2 separate regions of the Homo sapiens genome follow, and region 2 is linked to region 1. A link is an interaction called in ENCODE POLR2A ChIA-PET data of the cell type or tissue named here. Cell type or tissue: OCI-LY7. All regions are shown on one strand.

Region 1 (2,500 bases):
TAGGTGAGCCAGGAGCCCTGCAGCCATACTCTGTTTCCCGCAGTTTCACTTTCTGGCATCCACACCTTCCCTCAGTCACTCCCCTGCTCAGAATCCTTCTACAGCTTGCGCTGCTGAAGAGGGAACTCGGCCATTAGGCTCTCTTCAAACTGGGCACCAAACACTCCCTTTGGTTTTAATTTCTGTCAGCCTCTCTCACTCCATCCCTCCATTTCTCCATCTCATAGGATGCTACCTCTTCTCTGCACACTCAGTGCCTAGTCCCACGTCTGTATTTTTACCCATTTTCACCTTTACCTGGAATGCCATTTCTCTATTTTTTCCCCACATGATGAGCTTCTCGTCATCCTTCCAGGCCCAGCCTGCCTTTCCTGGCTCCCTTCCCATGCCATCATTCTGTCTCATCAGTTTCAGAATCGACTGCTCTTTCATCTGTGTGTCCATGGCACTGTGCACATGCCTCTCTCAGGTTGCTTATTCCAATGCTTTGTGGACCATCTCCCCACTGAACCATGAGCCATTCAAGGGCAGGAGCCATATCTGCTCCATCTTTGCACCCCAACTCCTAGGAAAGTCCCTGGCACCTTCTAGGAGCTGAGTTAATTAATGGAGTGTGCGCTCCAGTTAGTACTGCCAGATTCCCACATGTTATCAGAGGAATACAAACATGCAAGATCTGGCTAAGTGCTCCAGTGGGGCAGGCAGCAGGGCTGGGGCTCCTAAAGTCAGTTGACTTTTGGTCTCTTCTGGAAACCAAACATTAGGAAGCTTCCTGGAATGGAGGGGTAGGCTGCAGGACAATCTTACCCAGACACCTGGAAGCCCAACAGTGTGGTTTGCCTCCCAGAGATGCCCAGAAAGGCAGGACCTCAGCATCCTGCTTCACTCTGGCTCATACACTTTTATACAAAATACAATGCAATGAATGAGCCCCAAGTCAGCTGTGACCACAATATTTTTGTCCATTGCAATGCAAAATACCAGCTGCAGTCTAAATGCAGTCCTGCTGCATTTAGCTGAATGATCAGCACTTTTACCTATACAACATCTTCAACCTGATGTGTGCATGGCTTTGTAAGCACAATATCTTCACACATCCTTTATTGTCTCCCCCTGAGGGATTCTGGAGGGAGGAGAGCCACTGTCCAGACATCCCACACTGCAGGAGAGGATGTGAGCCTCGGGTGAAGGGAGGTAGCACAACCTTGCTCACGTTCCCACAGCCAGGAGAGAACCACTCACCTCCTGGTGAAGAGTGATGCTTGGCCACATCTGAGAACAAGCTAGGGAAGGAAACCCTGAACAGACTGATAAAGTTAAATGTAAATCAACAAAAAATTTGCCAAAAACTTGGCAAAACTATAAATGCAAAATAAACAAATCCACAACCCAAAAGGAGCTGGGAGCATCAGGAGGCTGCTTCCAGATGTGTGGCACTCTGAAAAGCTGGGAGTGGGGACTATGCATTTCATGTGCAAGTAGAAGCTGGTGACTGATGCTGAAATTCACAGCGGCCCATTGGAAGACATGTTGAGAAATCACCGCAGATAGAAATAAAAAAAGAGAAAGTCAGACTATGCTAATGATGTCTTCTTATTGCTCACAGGCCAGAACTGAAGGTCGTGGCCAGTGTTTAGCCTTTCATTCTCTGATTCCAGCCCCCACAGCCATATTCACCCTTTTGCAAGTGATTTCAGTTTGAAACCTGGGCTCTGGTAGCTATTAACACACACACACACGTGCACAGCACACACACACATGCACACCACACACACACCATGCACTACCATGTGACCTTGCTTAAAAAGAGAACTATCTGTTATCATCCTTACTAAATCCATCTGTGTCCCCTGGCTAATCCCTGGAAGGCATCCAAATGACATTTATAGGCCTCCCAGCTGGTGAGCAAACGTGCTAAGCCATCCCTGACTGCCGGCTCTGGGCAAGCCCCTTGCAGTCTTCTCTCCCTCGCTCACACTCATGACAGTATGTAACCTCCATCTGCCACCCTTCGCAATCTCATCACCATCAATATGCTCCTTCTCCCAGTAAAAGTAAAACCCTGCCTCAGCCTCACACCTCTCCACAGTTACTCTCATCCTTTCTCCTCTCATTCACAGGCAAATGTGACCACAGATTGTCACCAGCTGTTTCCTCTCCTGCCCCCATTCCTTGGCCCACAGTAATCTCTGCCTCCACCTCCACTGAAACTTTACCAGCCACAAGTCAGCGCAGGCCTCAGCACAGGCCTCTGGGTCACTGACGCTAAGGGCCTCTTTGCAGTCTTTGTCTTCTGTGACACTATGGGCCATTGCATCTTCACTAGAACTTGCCCATCTCCTCTAATCTCACACTCTCTACTTTCTCTTTCTCTGGCCCCCTTGGCTGCTTTTGTTCAGCCCTTCCTTATGAAAAACCTGCGGAGTCAAAGTTATTCAGAATCCTCTCTCCATCCATGCTACCTGCCCTGTGGCCCCACCGCCACACAGCTGCCTTCACT
Region 2 (2,500 bases), 1.5 Mb before region 1:
TGTTTCATGCCTTTCTGCCGGTCGCTCAACTGCCTCAGAGGTGGAAGCTGGCAAGGGGGGCAGGCCCGGCCTGCTGCTGGAAGAGAAGGCGGATGGTGAGGCCACGTCCCGAAGCCGGCAACTGCTCCAGTACCTGTTCTCACTCTCGCACGGCTTGAGCGCCAGCAGCCTGCACAGGTTCCATGAGCTGGAGAGCTGCGCTGCTCGCCTGCACACTGCCAAGTCCTCCAGCGGGCTGGCAGGGAGTATGGGCTTCTGCTCTGACGAGATGGGAGACGACGATGTCTTTGAGGACAGCACATCTGCAAAACTGAAGAGTAGGGTTCTGCGGGCGCCCCTCTGCTCCACGGAAAAGGACAGCGACCTGGATTGTCCTTCTCCCTTCTCTGAAAAATTACCCCCCATATCTCCCGTGTCCACGTCAGGGGATGTCTGCAGGTTGGTTTGCCAGGAAGTGCCATTCTAGCCATCTCTGCTCGCATCAGGAACCTCCTCTTGCTTTAGTATGTGAAGTTTCAGGAAAATGAAGTAATAGGAAGTTGTAACCAGTTGTGGGTTGATGGTTTTCTCCAGAAGAATGGAGTATCAATATCGTTTGAAAAACTTAATTTTTATGATGTGAGTCCCAAGATAGTTTTACAAATGATAAAAGAGGAAGAAGCTGGCTGGGCGCAGTGGCTCACGCCTGTAATCCCAGCACTTTGGGAGGCTGAGGCGGGTGGATCACCTGAGGTCAGGAGTTTGAGACCAGCTTGGCCAACGTGGCGAAACCCCGTCTCTACTAAAAATACAAAAATTAGCCGGGCGTGGTGGCGGGCGCCTGTAATCCCAGCTACTCAGGAGGCTGAGGCAGGAGAATTGCTTGAACCCGGGAGGCGGAGGTTGCAGTGAGCCAAGATTGCGCCATTGCACTCCAGCCTGGGCAACAAGAGTGAAACTCTGTCTAAAAAAAAACAAAACAAAACAAAAAAAAAAAGAGGAAGAAGCTACACATATTAAAGGCCAAGCTGACTCTTCTAAACTAAAAATAAGTAGACTTTGCATAAAGAAACTGGAAGAAAGAAACTAGTATCTTCAGTTTTCCAGCCTGATGGTCCAGATTTTAAGCATTGTTGCATCTCCCAGCCTCTTTTTTAACCCTTGCTCCCTACCTACCCCCAAAAGGTGTGTGGGGACTGGCTGTTCTCCAGTAGCTCCTTCCTTCCTTCTTTTTAACTGAGGTGTAGCCACCTATGTCCCATCCTAACTCTGTTTCCCCCCTTTATCTTCCCTTGTGCAGCATCCTTGTCTGGCCTCCATAATTCACTTTTTGTCATGACTCTTGTGCCCTCCTCATTCTGACCTTTCTCCAGTCTCCGCTCCTTAGTGCCAGCTGTCATCATTTCTAACATTTGGATCAGAGATCCCCTCACTAAAACAGCCTGAGAGCCTGGCTCCTTCCAGGACGAGTGCCCCAACCTGTTCTCTAGCTGCTGGAAAAGACCCCTCTGTTTCTTAAAAGCCTGTTAAGTTCCTTCAGGCTAGTAGCTACACCTTGTTGCATACTTCCTTGGAAATAGAGAGTGCTTTCAAATTAATTTCTCACTTATTGCTATTAGTGGTCCCAAGAAAAAGAGATGAAATTGCAGCATCTTGTAATGGTGAGTTTTTTAGGTCTAGGAGAGAGGTACTGTCATCTTTGTTTACTTGCTGAGAGACGACAGAAATGTGTAGTTGTGGGGTATGAAGGTAAAGTCAGTGATTATAGCTAAAAAGCAAACGTCATTTAAGGTCACTGGTATTTTTGGATGTTGGAATGCAGGTTTTGTTTTACATAGAAATTTTCCCTCTAATTATTTTACCATCTTATGTTCTGGAAAATGATTCCATGTTGCTTTAAATTCATCTTTCAGTGAAGTTCTTATTTCTTACCAAAAAATGACAGCTTTGTCATTTCTTACATCGTTTTTTCCTTTCTGTTGCCAAATGCCCTCCAGACTTTCCATGTTGGTGCGGTAAGCTAGACATTTTTAGTTTGTAGTGATTGTTTTCGTTTGTGTTTGTATGTTTTTGTGCCCATAGTCACTTCTGTAATGTTCGTTTCTGAGTTTCCTTTGGGGGGATTAACCTGCCACTGAAGTGTCAGCTTCCCTGTCATGGGACTGTCCTTGGAATGACAGGTTTTCCTTCCACCATAGGATCTGCCACTGTGAAGGAGATGATGAGAGCCCCCTGATCACCCCCTGCCACTGCACAGGAAGCCTCCACTTCGTGCACCAGGCCTGCCTGCAGCAGTGGATCAAGAGCTCCGACACGCGCTGCTGCGAGCTCTGCAAGTATGAGTTCATCATGGAGACCAAGCTGAAGCCACTGAGAAAAGTACGTGGGAGGAAGGGATGCTTCACCCTTCCTGAAACCAGTGACCCCCAGAAAGCTGGTGTCTCAGATCATGAGGTCATGGCTTGCCTGCGTTCATTTCCTTAAAAAGCTGGGGCTGGTGCTTACATTTGCATTGTAGAGA

The links. Peaks named below come from ENCODE experiments on the same cell type or tissue, not always from the same donor. Only the 100,000 strongest peaks of a DNase experiment are listed, where the experiment ranks them.
Region 2: POLR2A ChIA-PET joins it to region 1 with 5 read pairs; 1 of 35 experiments calls an interaction of 5 or more read pairs at or near these places.

What each region holds. Positions count from the first base shown.
Region 1 is chr10:43,939,720-43,942,219 of GRCh38, reverse strand. The region is part of intron 2 of LINC00841 (long intergenic non-protein coding RNA 841); the gene reads right to left. Among named protein-coding and RNA genes, the nearest start is that of LINC02659, 29 kb to the right of the region's middle. In OCI-LY7, no CTCF peak of the experiment used is centred here; DNase peaks (open chromatin) are centred at 959 and 2,109; H3K4me3 peaks cover 2,453 bases; H3K27ac peaks cover 2,500 bases.
Region 2 is chr10:45,461,089-45,463,588 of GRCh38, reverse strand. MARCHF8 (membrane associated ring-CH-type finger 8) reads left to right here. Exons shown (of 8, transcript NM_001282866.2): 5 at 1-438; 6 at 2,178-2,358. Among named protein-coding and RNA genes, the nearest start is that of MARCHF8, 73 kb to the left of the region's middle. RefSeq lists an enhancer at 1-303. In OCI-LY7, no CTCF peak of the experiment used is centred here; DNase peaks (open chromatin) are centred at 148, 1,018 and 2,368; H3K4me3 peaks cover 2,397 bases; H3K27ac peaks cover 2,500 bases.